Regions from separate parts of the Homo sapiens genome. Here region 1 is linked to region 2. The links are chromatin loops, found by intact Hi-C in ENCODE. Cell type or tissue: transverse colon. All regions are shown on one strand. Links, peaks and the distances in the headings refer to the core of each region. The heading gives the core; the rest is flanking DNA.

Evidence for each region. Hi-C counts contacts between places; a loop is a spot of excess contacts. Peaks named below come from ENCODE experiments on the same cell type or tissue, not always from the same donor. Only the 100,000 strongest peaks of a DNase experiment are listed, where the experiment ranks them.
Region 1: a loop joins it to region 2, with 2.3 times the contacts of the local background. A loop is called at or near these places in 13 of 110 quality-filtered maps.

What each region holds. Positions count from the first base shown.
Region 1 is chr19:14,196,308-14,204,475 of GRCh38, reverse strand. All of the region lies in intron 1 of ADGRL1 (adhesion G protein-coupled receptor L1), which reads left to right. Among named protein-coding and RNA genes, the nearest start is that of ADGRL1, 5.8 kb to the left of the region's middle. In transverse colon, for the core only: a CTCF peak has its summit at 4,081 (motif pointing left); a DNase peak (open chromatin) is centred at 4,095; H3K27ac peaks cover 729 bases.
Region 2 is chr19:14,284,819-14,292,986 of GRCh38, reverse strand. No RefSeq gene overlaps it. Among named protein-coding and RNA genes, the nearest start is that of LINC01842, 45 kb to the left of the region's middle. In transverse colon, for the core only: a CTCF peak has its summit at 3,969 (motif pointing right); a DNase peak (open chromatin) is centred at 3,997.

The DNA.
Region 1 (8,168 bases), core at 2,598-5,097, 88 kb after region 2:
CCCACTCCTTCACCCTGGCTCACAGCCTGAAAGCTCCGTGCCCTCCACCTGCTCTCCAGGGCCTGGCCCCCTGAATTGATCAACCCCACGGAGGGTCCACACCCCTCATTCTCTTCTCCTGTCTGCCCCCGGCAGGGGACTCTGCGTGGGTCCCTGTCAGGCCCCAGCTTTGGGGGGCAGGTGACTTCTCCTTCCTCCCTGCTCCCCTCCCACTAATGCCAAATTTATTACTTAAAAGTAGGATGAAAACAGGGAGAATAAGAGAAGGATTACAACCTTCATTATCATATCGAGAAAATTATCCGTGATTTTCCTAACTAGCAATTTGTCTGCCATGCCGTTCAGAACTGACTTGCCCATTAATTACAGAGATGAAAAATCATCTGGAATTCGGAAAAGGGAACTAATTCCATGGCTGGCAGCGATCGCACCCGTGCACGGAGCCACATACGTGTGCGACATACGTGTGCGCTCACATGTGGGTCCCGGCCCTCCTGCTGGTCTTGCCACCATCTTCCTACCCAGCTTGGTGACCTCCCTCATGGCCCCGCTCGGTCCACCCCATGTGTGTGTGGCATCTGCTCTGGGACACCCCTGCAGGCCCTCTTTCTCTCCAAGGGGCGCCCATCTCAATCCCCACTTCTGGGCGCTTGCGTACCCCGTGATCACCCACGCTGATTCCTGCTCTTGGGGGTGTAGCTGGCGCCCAGGCTTGGGGAGGATGGGGAGCTGGGGACCAGCACACCTGGGCTGTGGAGCCTGCAGGGAGGGGGTGGAAGGGGGGGACTCGAAGCCCAGCTTCTATTCCCAGCCTGCCCAGGGGAGCCCTTTCTCCTGGGGGGCCTTGGAGGACCCTGTGGGCACGTTGGGGAGGAGCCTACAGGCGCCTCAGCTGCACGGGAGTGTGTTTGCATCCAGCAGTTTGGGCTCCTGGCGGGTGGCCTCTCCACCTGCATGTGAGGCTGTGTGACGCTTGCATCTCGGGGCGTCTGCGTCCTCCCTACCCTGCCAGGCTGGTGGCAGAGCATGTGTTGCTTCAGCCCCAGCGCAGGCATCTCGGTGGGGAGGGTGGCAGTGGGTGCCCCTCAAGAGGAACGGGAGGAGTGGGAGCACTGCCATCCCCGCCAGAGCATCGTCTTTGCCCTCCACCCCCTCCTTTCTCCCTGGCGAGACATGTGGCCAAGGACACACAAGGCTCTCGTTTCTGTGTGGGTTCCTCTCACGGATCTGATTTCCAGATGCCAGACACTTCCCCTCCTCCAGCCCCTCTGTGGGGAGGCAGGGGGAGGGGCTCCTGAGGCGGGGGTTCCCTGGGTCTGAAACCCTGACCCCAGTGACCCTGAAGGTGCCGTGGCAAGACAGACAGCTCCTCCCAGGCTGGGTTTGGGGCAAAGTGGTTGCTATTGGGCACCCTGATGGAAGGGGAGAGACGGGTCCTGGAGTGAGGTGGGAGGCCAAGTAGAAACATGGAGGGGGTCCCGGTGTCCCCAGAATCCAGATGTCTGTCTGTCTGTCTGCACCTGTGCATAGGTGTCCTCTGCCTGTGTGGCCTGGATGGTGATCTAGCCAAGGGTGCATGTGGCCACGTGACCATCAGACTCATCCGGTGTTCATAAAGGTCCCTCCTGTGCTGGTGTTTGTGTTTTGCAGAGGGGGTGGTCATGCTGGGGGAGGCAGGGCTGCAAGAAGGAGTAGCTGTCTGTGTGCACACATGGGGCTGTCTGCATCTTTTGTGCACCTGCAGTTGTGTGCTCAGGACTTCTTGGAGCAAGGCTGGGTGCACCTTGTCATGCAATCTGCACACACTTGCCTCCCCACCCAGCACCATGCAGGGGGCGCCATGGGGGGTGGTGGCCATGTCCTGTCCTCATGGAGCTCACACTCTAGCAACACATATGGGGTTTCCATCAAAGCTCTCCTATCAGCTGGGCGTGGTGGCTCATACCTGTAATCCCAGCACTTTGGGAGGCTGAGGCGGGTGGATCACCTGAGGTCAGGGGCTCGAGACCAGCCTGGCCAACATGGTGAAACCCCATCTCTACTACAAGTACAGAAATTAGCCAGGCGTGGTGGTGTGCACCTGTAGTCCCAGCTACCAGGGAGGCTGAGGCGGGAGGATTGCTTGAATCCAGGAGGCGGAGGTTGCAGCGAGCCGAGATTGTGCCACTGCACTCCAGCGTGGGCGACAGAGCGAGACTCATTCTCAATAAAAAAAAAAAACCCAAAACAAAAAAGCAAAACTCTCCTGTCATGTGAGTTGGGGAGAAGGCATGTGTGTCTTCTTTTCGAGGGTAGCCCCAAACTCTGACTGCAGTAGCCCACAGGCTTGGACTGTCCTGGGGTCTGGCCCTTCATGGTCTTTCTGGGCCATCTCCTCCCTCCTCGTTGCTCGTCCAGTGTGCTAAGTGTGATCCTACCCCGGGGCGTTTGCACTGGCTGTTCTGCCACGGAGGACCCTTCCCCAGATATTTTCGAGGCTTTTTCTCCCCCACCCTCTTGAAATATCACCTCCCCAGTAACGTTTACTCCCAGGCACCTTCTGCAAAGTCTCAGCTTCCCACACCCCTCCTGATGTTCAGTACAGCGGACGGCTTTTCACATAGTCTGTAATTTCCTGATGTTCTGCGCTTGTTTGTTTACTGTCTGTGTCTGTGAGGAGGATCCAAGCGCGCGAGGATGTTGTGATTTGCTTTGCTTTGGGAATCCCAGGTGTCAACAGTCATCACTGGCCCACAGTGTGCGTTCAAGAAGTCTTACCTGACCCAGGTGTGGTGACTCACACCTGTAAACCCAGAATGTTGGGAAGCCGAGGTGGGAGGATTGCTTGAGGACAAGAATTTGAGATCAGCCTGGGCAACATAGCAAGACTCGTTTCTAAAATTTTTTTTTTAATAGTTGGGCATCGTGAATATGTACCTGTAGTCTCAGCTGCTCAGGAGGCTGAGGTGGGAGGATGGCTTGAGCCCAGAGGTTTGAGGCTGCAGTGAGCTATGATTGCACAAGTGCACTCCAGCCTGGGCGACGAAGCAGGATCCTGACTCTTAAAAAAAAAAAAAAATGCCCCTGCCTTCACTGTCTCCTGTTCCAAAATTTGGGGGGAGATAAAAATTCAATAAATAGATGCCCAGGCCAAAAATAACCTTGCCCCCCCCCACCCCGCCAAAAAAAAAAAACAAAAAAACTCAGAATAGCCAGTGCCCCTCCCTCAGAGGCTAAAAATACCCTGCAGGTCACAAATGATCAGGTCAGGAAGCCAGATGGATTCTCCTTCTTATCCCTTGAGGAGGTGAGGGGTCCGGGGCTGGCTTTCCCAGACAGGATTTCCTAGACGATTTCCATTACTCCTGACTTCGGCACTGCATCATTCTCTGTGGGAGGCTGTCCTCTGTACTATAGGATGCTCAGAGGCCACCCTAGCCTCTTCCCGATGGATGTCAGTGACACCTCCAGCCCCACAGTCGTAACACCTCAGAAAGTCTCCAGACATTGCTAAACATACTGGGATCAGGGGCAGAATTGTCCTGGGTTGGCAGTGATGGCTGTAGAGTAGAGGTTGCCAGTGGGAAAAAGTGGCCCACGCCTGTAATCCCAGCACTTTGGGAGGCTGAGGCAGGAGGATCACTTGAGTCCAGGAGTTCAAGACCAGCCTGGGCGACAAAGCGAGACCCCCTTCTTTACAGAATACAAAATTTAAAAATTAGTTGGGCATGGTGCCGCACGCCTGTCGTCCCAGCTACCCGGGAGGCTGAGGCAGGAGGATCACTTGAGCTGGGAGGTCAAGGCTGCAGTGAGCTGTGATCGCGCCACTGCATTCCAGCCTGGGCAACAGAGCAAGACCCTGTCTCAAAAAAATATATACGTAAATAAAATAGAGTAGAGGTTGGCTGACTTTTCTGTAGAAAGCCCGATGGTAAATCCTGCAAGCTTTGCGGGCCGCAGACGGGTTCTGTGGCCTGTTCTCTTTTCTCTTCTTCTCTTCAGTCCTTTAAAAATGTAAACACCATTCTTAGCTCACCAGCTGTACAAAGGCAGGCGGGGGCCTGACCATGGTTGGCCGACCCTGCCCCAGAACGCCCCCTAGTGGCTTCTGGGAGTGAAGGCTGGGCAGAGGGGCGGCCCCATTTGGGGAGCAGTTGTGTGTTTAAAGTACAAGGCGAGTCCTGCACAGTCTGTTCCCGGCACCTCCCTGCTCTCACCTCCTCCCACTCTCCTCACCAGCTCACAACCCGCTTCCTCGATGCAGCTGCCACCGTTATTCAAACATATAGGCACGGTCCAGCCCCAGGGCCTTTGCACGGGCTGTGACCCTGCCCAGGATGCTCTTCTAACTCTCCTGAACTGAACACCTGCGTGCTCCTCTCTCAAATTCACAGGGGTTTGCTGAAATGTCATCTTCTCCAGGGGAGATGGCCTTTCCTGATCATCCTGTTGAAAATTGCAACAGCCGGGCACAGTGGCTCATGCCTGTAATCCCAGCACTTTGGAAGGCCGAGGTGGGTGGATCACCTGAGATCAGGAGATCGAGACCAGCCTGACCAACATGGTGAAACCCTGTCTCTACTAAAAATACAAAAATTAGCTGGGTGTGGTGGTGAGTGCCTGTAGTCCCAGCTAATCAGGAGTCTGAGTCAGGAGAATCGCTTGAACCTGGGAGGCAGAGGTTGCAGTGAGCCAAGATCACGCCATTGCACTCCAGCCTGGATGACAGAGCAAGACTCTGTCTCAAATAAATAAATAAAATAAAATAAAATTGCAACAGCCGGGCACAGTAGCTCGTGCCTGTAATCCCAGCACTTTGGGAGGATGAGGCGGGAGGATCGCTTGAGTTTGAGACCAGCCTGGGAAACATAACGAGGCCCCCATTTCTACAAAAAAATTAAAAATTAGCTGGGCACGGTGGCACACGCCCTGTGGTCCCAGCTACTTGGGAGGCTGAGGCAGGAGGATCCCTTGAGCTCAGAGGCTGTGGTGAGCTATGATCCCACCACTGCACTCCAACCTGGGCAACAGAGTAAGACCCTGTCTCTAAAAATACGATTAAAAAAAAAAACACACACACTCCCAAACCCACACACACTCATAGCCACTTTTCCTGGCTTTATCTTCTTTCACAACACTGGTACGCTATAGAATCGACTTTTTTGTACCCAGCCCCTCAGTGTCTGGCACATAGAAGATGCTCCAAAAAAGATGTGTGGAATTGCCGAAAATTATTTCTAACCCCCACAGCCACCCTGGGAGGCTCTCGTTCCCCAGCTCCCCCGTGGAGAGACAGAATTGAGAGGAGTGACGTGGGTGTCCTGTCGTGCTGACATGACGGCGCACAGCCTGGATTTGAACCTGCAACTTAAGGGCGCTATGCCGGAGGCCTCTTCTCTCCTGCCCTGCTAGGCACCATGCCCCTGTCTCCTGGTCTTACCCTGCCCCTTACCTGCCAGCATCTGATGAGGCAGGGGGATCCCGCCTCTGTGCCCTCTGCTCGGGCCCTAGCTTCTAGAACTCTTTTCAGCTCTGCTCTGCTGAGCTCAGAGTGCAAAGGTTGGGGCTGGACAGTGAACACTTTGGAGTGGAAACAGACCACAGGCCACTGTGGTGTGGACGTGCCATGATGGTGAGCGCAACAGAGTTGCAAGTCAGGGAAGGCTTCCCGGAGGAGGGGGCTTCCCAGCTGCAACCTGGAGGGGGAGGAGGGGTATGGTGGAGGGGAAGGAGCATCTGTGAGAGAGAGGGGCTGCCCTGAGGTCAGACAGAAGATGGTGGCTCAAAGGGGAGGAAGGAGAAATGTTTCACAACTGCATGTGGAGAGAAGCTGGAGGCTGCTGGCTGGACTTGTGACTGTGGGGCTGCCAGGGCCTGTGGCAGGGGTGGGGGTAGAGGTAGGGGGTTTGCGTCAGGATCCAGATGGCAGGGTGAGAATGTTTAGCATGAGCTCCCTCTAGCTGCTACGTGGGAGAGAGCCATAGTTGGCAGGAAGGGAGGCCAGGAGGCCAGAAGGGAGGCCAGGAGGCAACCAGCAAGGTGGGGGCCAGAAGCAGCCAGTGCTTGGTGGAAGCTTCAGGTTTCTGGCTTTGACAGCCCTGTGGACAAAAGGCAAGGGACAGGTGGGGTAGAGAGTACCCTCCACTCCCAGCAACCCTCCCCACACACAGTCTGATCTCCACCTCTGCGGCCAGAGGACACCTGTGAACACCCGAGCCAGATCCCATCCCTCTGTTCAGGATTCCCGATGGCTCCCACCTCTCTAGAAAGCCAAAGTCCTCCCTGAGGTCCACAAGGCCCTGTATGGCCTCTGTGACCCCCCTCCCCAGCCGCCCTCACCTCCTTCCACTCTTCCCCTTGCTTGCAGGGCCCCAGCCACATCTCAGCACATTCCTACCCCAGGACCTTTGCACGTGCTGTTTCCTCTGCCCAGAATGCTCTTTGCACAGGTACCTAGATGGCTCACCTCCTCAAGACCTCTGCCGAAATGTCACTTTTTAGGGGAGGCATTTCCTGGCCACCCTGTCTACAGTTGCACCTACATGTATACCCCCTGTCAAGCACACCTTCCTCCATTGCACTTGTGACCAGTTGGGAACTCGGTAAACATCCACTGAATAGATGATCTGCTTTTTGGGTCTATTTCATCTTCATTCATTAAACAAATGAATAAGCATCCACTCCTTGCCCAGGGTTGGGTATGCAACAAGAGCCAGCCCAACCCACAATGGTACTTTCCCGTCAGAGTCCCTCGATGGTGGGGAAGACAGACATTTAACAGCTGAGCCCAAGTCCAGTTAGGGGAGCAAAACACAGAGACCCTGTGTGCTGTGAGAGTGGATATGAGAGATACGAATGCTGTCCTCTGGGCAGAGCCCTTTGGAGGGAGAGCAGAATAAGGAACTGTGTGTGAGAGAGAGACAGACGCTGAGTAGAAGTGATGGGAAGGTGGCAGGACAGCAGGGCCTGAGATGCCATGTTAGAGCATCACAGGCAATAGGGAGCCATGGAGGGTTGTAGGCAGGGAGGGGTGTAATTGGATTTCCATTTTGCAAAGATCGTTCTGACCTCAGGGTAGAGACTGGATGGGACGGGGTGGCAGATAGATGGGGAGATGAGGGAGAAGGTGTTGGGGGCGGGGGCAGGGAATTTTTTGAACGACCCCTACCCCTCTGCAGTCCAGTGCTGCTTGGTGGCCGGGGTGACCTTTATTTTATTTTATTTAGAGACGGAGTCTTGTTTTGTCACCCAGGCTGGAGTGCAGTGGCATGATCATAGCTCACTGCAGCCTTGACTTTTTGGGCTTGAATGACCCTGCTGCCTCAGCCTCCCGAGTAGCCAGGACCACAGGTGTGTGCCACCATGCCTGGCTAATTTTTAAATTTTTGTAGAGACAGGATCTCACTGTGTTGCCCAGGCTGGTCTCAAACTCCTGGACACAAGCAATTCTGCATTGGTCTCCCAAAGTGCTAGGATTACAGGCATGAGCCACTGTGCCCAGCTCCAGGGTGACCTTTAAAAGGTTCTTCGTTGAACAATTATATTTCAGCTTCCTGCTTGTGCCAGGCGCTGTGCTGAGTGTAGTATGCAAACCCCACCCTGCAGAGCCAGCATCTAGTAGCAGAGAGTTCATAAGCAAATAAAATGCATGGCGTGCTGGTGATAGGTATGGAGAAATCAAGTCAGGACATGGTGTAGGAGTGTGGGGGCCAGCAGGACCTTGCTGAACTAGTGATGTTTGAGGAAAGACCAAAAGGAAGATGCAGGAGGAGCTGTGAGGGGATCTGGGGAAGAGAGAAACAGCCCGTGAAGAGGCCCTAAGGCAGAACAGTGCCTGGTGTTTCACATTGTACAGGGCTTGTTTGTTTTTTGTTTTTGAGATGGGGTCTTGCTCTGTTGCCCAAGCTAGAGTGCAGTGGCATAATCTCAGCTCACTGCAACCTCCACCACCCGGGCTCAAGAGATCCTCCCACCTAAGCCTCCCGAGGAGCTGGGATCACAGGCGTGTGCCACTATGCCTGGCTAACTTTTTGTATTTTTGGCAGAGACAAGGTTTCACTATGTTCCCCAGGCTGGTCTGGAACTTCTGAGCCCAAGCAATCAGCCCTCTTCAGCCTCCTGAAGTGCTGGGATTACAGGTGTGCGCCGCCACATCCGGCCCAGTGCAGAGCCTTTGTATGATACAGACT
Region 2 (8,168 bases), core at 2,637-5,136:
GAGGTTGGGGTTTGGCCCTCTAAACACCTGGGTGTAGAGGTCCAGCCTCTGGTTACTTGGTCTTCACAGCGCCCCTCACCTTCTGAGCTACTCAAGAGATGGGGGACAGGAGCAGTACTGCCAAGAACAGTTGTGCAAGTTGCACACTGCACAAGCATACCAGACAGAAGCTAGAGCAGAAGCTGACGTCGTCTGTTCCCCTCACCACACATTGCATCTGCCCAGAGGAAGAGGTACCTTTTATTTATTTTATTTTATTTTATTTTATTTTATTTTATTTTATTTTATTTTATTTTATTTTATTTTATTTTTTGAGATGGAGTCTCACTGTTATTGCCTGGGCTGGAGTGCAATGGTGCGATCTTGGCTCACTGCAACCTCTGCCTCCCAGGTTCCAGCAATTCTCCTGCCTCAGCCTCCCGAGTAGCTGAGATTACAGGTGCCCGCCACCACGCCCAGCTAATTTTTGTATTTTTAATAGAGACGAGGTTTCACCATGTTGGCCAGGCTGGTCTCGAACTCCTGACCTCAGGTGAGCTGCCCACCTCAGCCTTTCAAAGTATTGGGATTACAGGCATGAGCCACGGCACCCAGCATGGAAGGGGTACCTTTTAAAGATCTACACAAGGCCGGGCGCCATGGCTCATGCCTGTAATCCCAGCACTTTGGGAGGCCAAGACAGAAGGATCACCCAGGACCTGAAGACCAGCCTAAGCAGCATAGGGAGGCCCCCATCTCTACAATAAATAAATAATGAGAAAATAAACACCTGGCTGGGCGTTGTGGCTCACGCCTGTAATCCCAATGCTTTGAGAGGCCCAGGCAGGCAGATTGCTTGAGCTCAGTTCAAGACCAGCTTGGGCAACATGGTGAATCCCTGTCTCTATGAAAAATACAAAAATTACCCAGGCATGGTGGCGCACAACTGTGGTCCCAGCTACTCAGGAGGCTGAGGTGGGAGGATCGCTGGAGTGGAGGCTGCAGTGAGCTGTGATCACGCCACTGCACACCAGCCTGTGTGACAGAGTGAGATCCAGCCTCAAAGAAAAAGGGAAAAGTCCACACAAAGTTGATAGTGAACCAGCTGCATCTCTGAACACATCCAGTGATACCCCCTCCACCCACCTCCAGGAAACCCAAGATTGCTGACCGGCCCAGCCAGAGCAGCTTTGAGCTGGCTGCAGCCTGTGGGGTCCTCTGGGAGCAGCTGAATGGAATTTGTTCATGCATTCACTCAACAAGTATTTACTGGGTGTTTATTTCATGCCAGGTGCCGTGCTGGGCAGTGAATGAATGAACCTTGCCCTGGGTTTAACACTCCAGTGGGATGAACAGACAAACCCCACAAGCACTGCATACGGTATGCAAAATGGGATGCATGCTATGGAGGGAAATACAGCTGGGAGGGGTGGGGGCGGGCAGGGGCCCTGGGTGCAATTTTTGCAAAGTCACCTCACTGAGGAGGGGACATTGCCGCAAACCCAGAAGCAGGCAAGGAGGAGTCACGTGGCTGGCTGAGGGAACAGCATTTTAGGCAGGGGGAACAGCCTGTGCAAAGCACTGAGACCTTGTTTTGTGAATTGAGTGCCTTGAAATATGCGTTGCTTGGCCCTAGTTAAGGTTCTGAAAGAGCCTTTAATTTTTTTTCCCCTAGACCTGGGTGGGGCGGCTCATGTCTGTAATCCTAACTACTCAAGAGGCTGAGGTGGAAGGATCGCTTAAATCCAGAAGGTTGAGGCTGCAGTGAGCCATGATCATACCACACGGCACTTCACCCTGGGTGACAGAGCAAGACTTTGTCTCAAAAACAAAAAACAAAAAAATCCAATTCTGGCCGGGCGCGGTGGCTCACGCCTGTAATCTCAGCACTTTGGGAGGCCGAGGCAGGTGGATCACAAGGTCAGGAGTTCAAGACCAGCCTGGCCAAGATGGTGAAACCCCGTCTCTACTAAAAATAAAAAAAAAATTAGCTGGGCATGGTGGCACGTGCCTGTAGTCCCAGCTACTCGGGAGGCTGAGGCAGGAGAATTCCTTGAACCTGGGAGGCGGAGGTTGCAGTGAGCCAAGATTGTGCACTGCACTCTAGCCTGGGTGACAGAGCGAGACTCCATCTCAAAAAAAAAAAAAATCCAATTCCAACCTATACAAGGCAGCAGCTGTGAGGTGACACAAGTATGAACCCCATTAAGTCCCCTCAAAAGCCAGAATCTTGGATTTCTTTCACAAGTGAATGACCCCCCCCCAATCTTGAAGGAAAATCATTCTAGCAGCAAATCCTAGACAGGACTTACTATCAGCCAGATATTGCCATCTGCCTTAACTGGTTTAATCCTGACAGTGAACCCCAATGATGTAGAAAATGTTACCACCATTTTTTTTTTTTAAATACGGAGTCTCGCTCTGTCCCCCAGGCTGGAGTGCAGTAGTGCAATCTCGGCTCACTGCAACCTCTGACTCCTGGGTTCAAGTGATTCTACTGCTTCAGCCTCCCAAGTAGCTGGGATTACAGGGGCACACCACCACACCTGGCTAATTTTTATATTTTTAGTAGAGATTTTTATATATTTGCCATGTTGGCCAGGCTGGTCTCGAAGTCCTGACCTCAGGTGATCTGCCTGCCGCAGCCTCCCAAAGTGCTGGGATTACAGGCATGAGCCACCATGCCCGGCTGTTATCACCATTTTACAGGTGGTGAAACCAAGACACAGAACAATGCAGTGGCTCCCACGTGTGGATAAGAAGTAGCTTGTGGATTTGAACCCAGGACACCTTGTCTGTGCATTGAGCCAGGCCGATCTGCACCCAGGCACCTGCCCAGGTAGATGCAGGGCCTGTGAGATTCTTCCAAGGCCTCCCATTTTGATGGGGTCCCCAGGCCTCCAGGCCTGCACTGGAGCTGGTCTGCTTCCAGGTGGAGCCAATGGAGGGTCCTGGTGCGGGGGAGTCGGCGTTGGCGGGTGATTGATGGTTTAATATCTCGCGCTGCGACCCGGGCCCCTCCTCGCCCACGCCTCTGCGGGCGGCCCCCAGTGAGAGGTGGAGATGGGATAATTCGGTTACCAAAAAGAGAATGAAAATTCCAGAGAGAGAAAGAGACAGAGAAAGAGGTGCAGACCAGGGAGTGAGCTGGGAGCTGATTTGGCAGGGCTGGGCTTGGATGGGAGGGAGGAGGCCGACTCTCAAATCCGGAATCCCTCTGGGGGCCTGGGGACTCACAGGTCCCAGCCGTCTTCAACTCCCATCTGACTTCCTGTCTTGAGAACAGAGACAGCAGATATGACAAGTGAGAGGTCACAGGCAGGGGCAAGGCCTCAGAGGAGAGGGAAGCATGTGGCCTCCGCCTGGGACAACTGCTGGCAGGTGAGGCCAAGGGGAGGTAGGGACTAGTGGAGTTGGGGTGGAGGGAACAGGAGACTCCAAGTTCCCAGCTCAGAGGCTTCTGGTCATCCTTGACTCGAGTCCTCTCTCTCTTTTTTTTTTTTTTTTAGATGGAGTCTTACTCTGTCTTCCAGGCTGGAGTGCAATGGCATAGTCTAGGCTCACTGCAACCTCCGCCTCCCGGGTTCGAGCAAGTCTGCTGTCTCAGCCTCCTGAGTAGCTGGGACTACAGGCGTGCAGCACCACACCTGGCTATTTTTTGTATTTTTGGTACAGACGGTGTTTCACTGTGTTGGCCAGGCTGGTCTCGAACTCCTGACCTCAAGTGATTCTCCCACCTTGGCCTCCCAAAGTGCTGGGATTACAGGCGTGAGCCACCGTGCCCCGCTGGAGTCCTCTCTTTTTTTCTCTTTCCATCCACGTTCAAACCTCGGACTTCATTTCTTCCCCACCTCCCCGGCCCTCACTTGGTCCAGCCCAGCATCCCTCACCTGGTCCAGCCCAGCATCCCTCACCTGGACTGTGCAGTTCCCTCTACCCTTGCTCAGGTCTCCAGCCTGGCCCTGAAGCCTGTTCCCTCCGCAGCCTCCAGAGGGCGCGAGCGAACACCTGATCAGGCCACGCCCCCTCCTCCCGCTCAGAACCGGGAAAGCTCCCACCTTGTGTTAATTTCCCATGGTTGCCGTCACTAGCTAGCATTTATTTAACGACGCAAATTATCCTACAGCTCTAGAGGTCAGAGATGTGGTTCAGGGTCTCACCTGCCTAAGACCAAGATGTCAGCAGGCTGCAGTCCTTTCTTGGAGGTTTTAGGGGATGATCTATTTTTTGCTCATTTAGGGGTGCAAGATTCAGTTCCCTGGGGTTGTAGAACTGAGGCCCTGTTTTCTTGCTGGTTGTCCATTCCCCGTTTCTAGAAGTTGCCTGCATTCCTTGGCTCGTGGGCCCTCCCTCCATTTTCAAAGCCAGCAATGACGAGTCAAGTCCTTCTCATATGACAGCCTTCAACTCCCCTCTGCCGCCCCCTTGCATTTTAAGGACTTGTGTGATTAGATGATCCAAGGTCATTTCCCTGTCTGAAGATCCTTAATTACCTAATCAGCAAAGTCCCTTTTGTTGCATGAGGTAGCAATTCACTAACCCTGCTTCTCAGGGCCTGGCTGTGTCCAAAGGAGTCTTTCTCCTTTAGACACTTTTAAGTGTCTGACCTGTCTTCTGCCTCTCCCTGGGCACCTGCTCCCTGCTCAGCCTGCCTCTCCCGCAATTCAAGCCAGTCATATGCTTGACACTCCTCCAGGAAGCCTCCCTGAAGTACCCATGTTTATCAACCCGCTGGAGCAGTTACCAGCCCCTTTCTCCTATCCTCCCCAGGCCATGAGATCTTGAAAGTTTAGGATGAGGAAGTAGATACCTTGGGAAGGAGGGCATTATTCTCCTTACCAACTGCCTCACTCAGAGCAAAACTCCAGTCCTCACGGAGGCCAGAAAACCCAGCTTTCTCCAAGCAGATGGGCCTCCTTACTGTTCTCCAAACTCACCAAAGACATCCTGCCTCAGGGCCTTTGCACAGGCTGTTCCCTCTGCCTGAGTCATCCTCCCCAGATATCCACATGGCTCCTCCCTCACCTCCTCCAGGTCTCCCTTCACTTGTGCCCCTCCCCAGGGAAGCCTTCTCTGATGCACACACACCCAATTTACAACATCCACAGACTCTTATTGCTTTTTTTTTTTTTTTTTTTTTGAGACGGGGTCTCGCGCTGTTGCTCAGGCTGGAGTGCAATGGCGTGCTCTCAGCTCACTGCAACCTCCACCTCCGAGTGCAAGTGATTCTCCTGCCTCAGCCTACCGAGTAGCTGGGATTACAGGCATGCTCCATGACACCTGGCTAATTTTTGTATTTTTAGTAGAGACAGGGTTTTGCCATGCTGACCAGGCTGGTTTTGAACTCCTAGCCTCAAGTGATCCGCCCGCCTCGGCCTACCAAAGTGCTGGGATTACAGGCCTGAGGCTGCTGTATTTTCTCCATTGCACTGGCTGCTTTTGGCTACAACACAGAATATTCATTCCTTGTTCATCTTGTCATCGCCCAGGTCTCCCACTGGAAAGTCAGCTCCAAAAGGGAAGTTCCTCCACACTGTTCCCTCCTGGCTCTGTATGCCGCCCCCTTCCCTGGCCCTTGGCATACAGCAGGTGCTCAATAAGTGTTAGGGCTGGGCGCAGTGGCTCACACCTGTAACTACCAGCACTTTGAGAGGCCAAGCGGACAGATTTGAGCCCAGGAGTTCAAGACCAGCCTGGCCAACATGGCAAAACCCCGTCTTTACTAAAAATACAAAAATTATCCAGGTGTGGTGATGCATGCCTGTAATCCCAACTATTCGAGAGGCTGAGAAATGAGAATTGCTTAAACCTGGGAGGCAGAGGCTGCAGTGAGCAGTGATCGTGCCACTGCACTCCAGCATGGGCGACAGAGCGAGACTGTGTCTCAAAAAATAATAATAATAAGTGTTTGTTGAGTGAATGGATGGCAGGCAGGCAGGGCCCCAGCCCAGAGGAGGATGGGGACCCAGTGGAAGGTGGGAGCGGCAGGTGGAGAGGGATTGGTGTGGAGATGGTAGAGAAAAAGACCTTCTAGAACAATCCTGGGGGTCAGGTGGTCCCTGTGATGAAATGAACCAGCATTGTGTGAATTCCGGTCAAGGGCTGATCTGTCATGATCTCTATAACATGCTTTTCACAGGGAAATGTGTCCCCCCTGCCCCGCAATCCCCTTGATAAAATCTTAGCCTTATGACTTTGTTCTCTGTTCATCTCAGATAACAGATGTTCCTGGAGTCGCCTTAGTCACAGGGCAGCTTGGCTTCAATTCAAAACAAGGAATGTCCAGACCCAAGCTGGGGCCTTGATTTAGACTTCAATCCTATTTCCTTCTACCTCTCCTCCATCCCCACCAGCGTCATGTTCTGGGGGTCTGGGTGGTGCTAGGGCCCCTTCCTTCTTGCTTTCCTCTCCTTTCCTTTCACGGCCAGGGCTGCAGCTCCAGGAGGGAATATAGTGTGTCAAATGGTGGCCCCCCAAAAGGATGTGTCCACACTCTGGCCCCTGCAACCTGTGAATGTGATGTTTTTATATTATTATTATTTTTTTTTTTTTGAGATGAAGTCTTGCTCTTGTCTCCCAACTGGAGTGCAGTGGCGCAATCAAGGCTCGCTGCAACTTCCGCCTCCCGGGTTCAAGCGATTCTCCTGCCTCAGCCTCCTGAGTAGCTGGGATTACAGGCGCCTGCCACCACGTCCGCCTAATTTTTGTATTTTTAGGAGAGACGGGCTTTCCCCATGTTGGCCAGGCTGGTCTCAAACTCCTGATCTCAGATGATCTGCCTGCCTCGGCCTCCCAAAGTGCTGGGATTACAGGCATGAGCCACCACGCCTGGCCAACTTATTTTTTTTTTAAAGACATGGTCTTGCTCTGTCACTCAGGGTGGCCAGAGAGCAATGGCATGATTTTGGCTCACTGCAGCCTCGACTTCCCAGGCTCAAGTGATCTTCCCACCTCAGCCTTCCAAGTAGCTGGGACCACAGGCACGCAACACCGTGCCTGGCTAATTTTTGTATTTTTTTGCAGAGAGAGATTCTTGCTATGTTTCCCGGGCTGGTCTCAAGGTCCTGGCCTTGAGCAATCCTCCCACCTCGGACTCCCAAAGTGCTGGGATTACAGGCACGAGCCACTGCGCCTGGCCTGAATGTGATCTTAGGTGGATAAACTGTAACTGTCATAGGCCCATTGTTTGAGGCACTGGGCAAGTCAACATGCTGAGATACCAGTTTGCAGCAGAGAAGGAGGTTTAATCATAGGGCCACAGATCGACGAGATGGGAGCAAATCTAAAATCCATCTCCTGGGTGGGTGTGGTGGCTCACACCTATAATCCCAGCACTTTGGGAGGCTGAGGTGGGCAGAGCACTTGAGGCCAGGAGTTTGAGACCAGCCTGGCCAACATGGCAAAACCCTGTCTCTACTAAAAATACAAAAATTAGCCGGGTGTGGTGGTGCGTGCCTGTAGTCCCAGCTACTTGGGAGGCTGAGGTGGGAGAATCAGTTGAACCTGGGAGATGAAGGTTGTAGTGAGCCAAGATCGCACCTCTGCACTCCAGCCTGGGTGACAGAGTGAGATTCTCTCAGAAAACAAACAAACTAAAATTAATAAATAAAAATGAAATAAAATAAAAAAAAAATTCATCTCCCCTAGGAATTTGGGGCTGGGGTTTTTAAGGGGTATGGAGTGGGCCCAAGTGTGGAGATCCTTTGATTGGTCAAAGAGTGCAAGATGAAGTCTTGGGACAGAGGATTGGGCAGGAGTTGAGGGACAAGGGGTGGGTGAAGAAGCTGTATTCTCATGCTGATCCCATTCCTATATGGGGGGTCTTCTTCAGACTGGTTGCTGGAATTCAGGATCTGCAAAAACATCTGAAGCGATCCTTAAGCAAAAGCCATATGATCCTGACTGGGCGCAGTGGCTCACGCCTGTAATCCCAGCACTTGGAGGCCGAGGCGGTGGATCACTTGAGGTCAGGAGTTCAAGACCAGCCTGGCCAACATGGTAAAACCCCTTCTTTACTAAACATGCAAAAATTAGCCAGGTGTGGTGGTGCACGCCTGTAATCCCGGCTACTCTGGAGGCTGAGGCAGGAGAATCGCTGGAACCCGGAAGGCAGCGGTTACAGTGAGCTGAGATCACGTCAGTGCACTCCAGCCTGGGTGACAGAGCAAGACTCCATCTCAAAAAAAAAA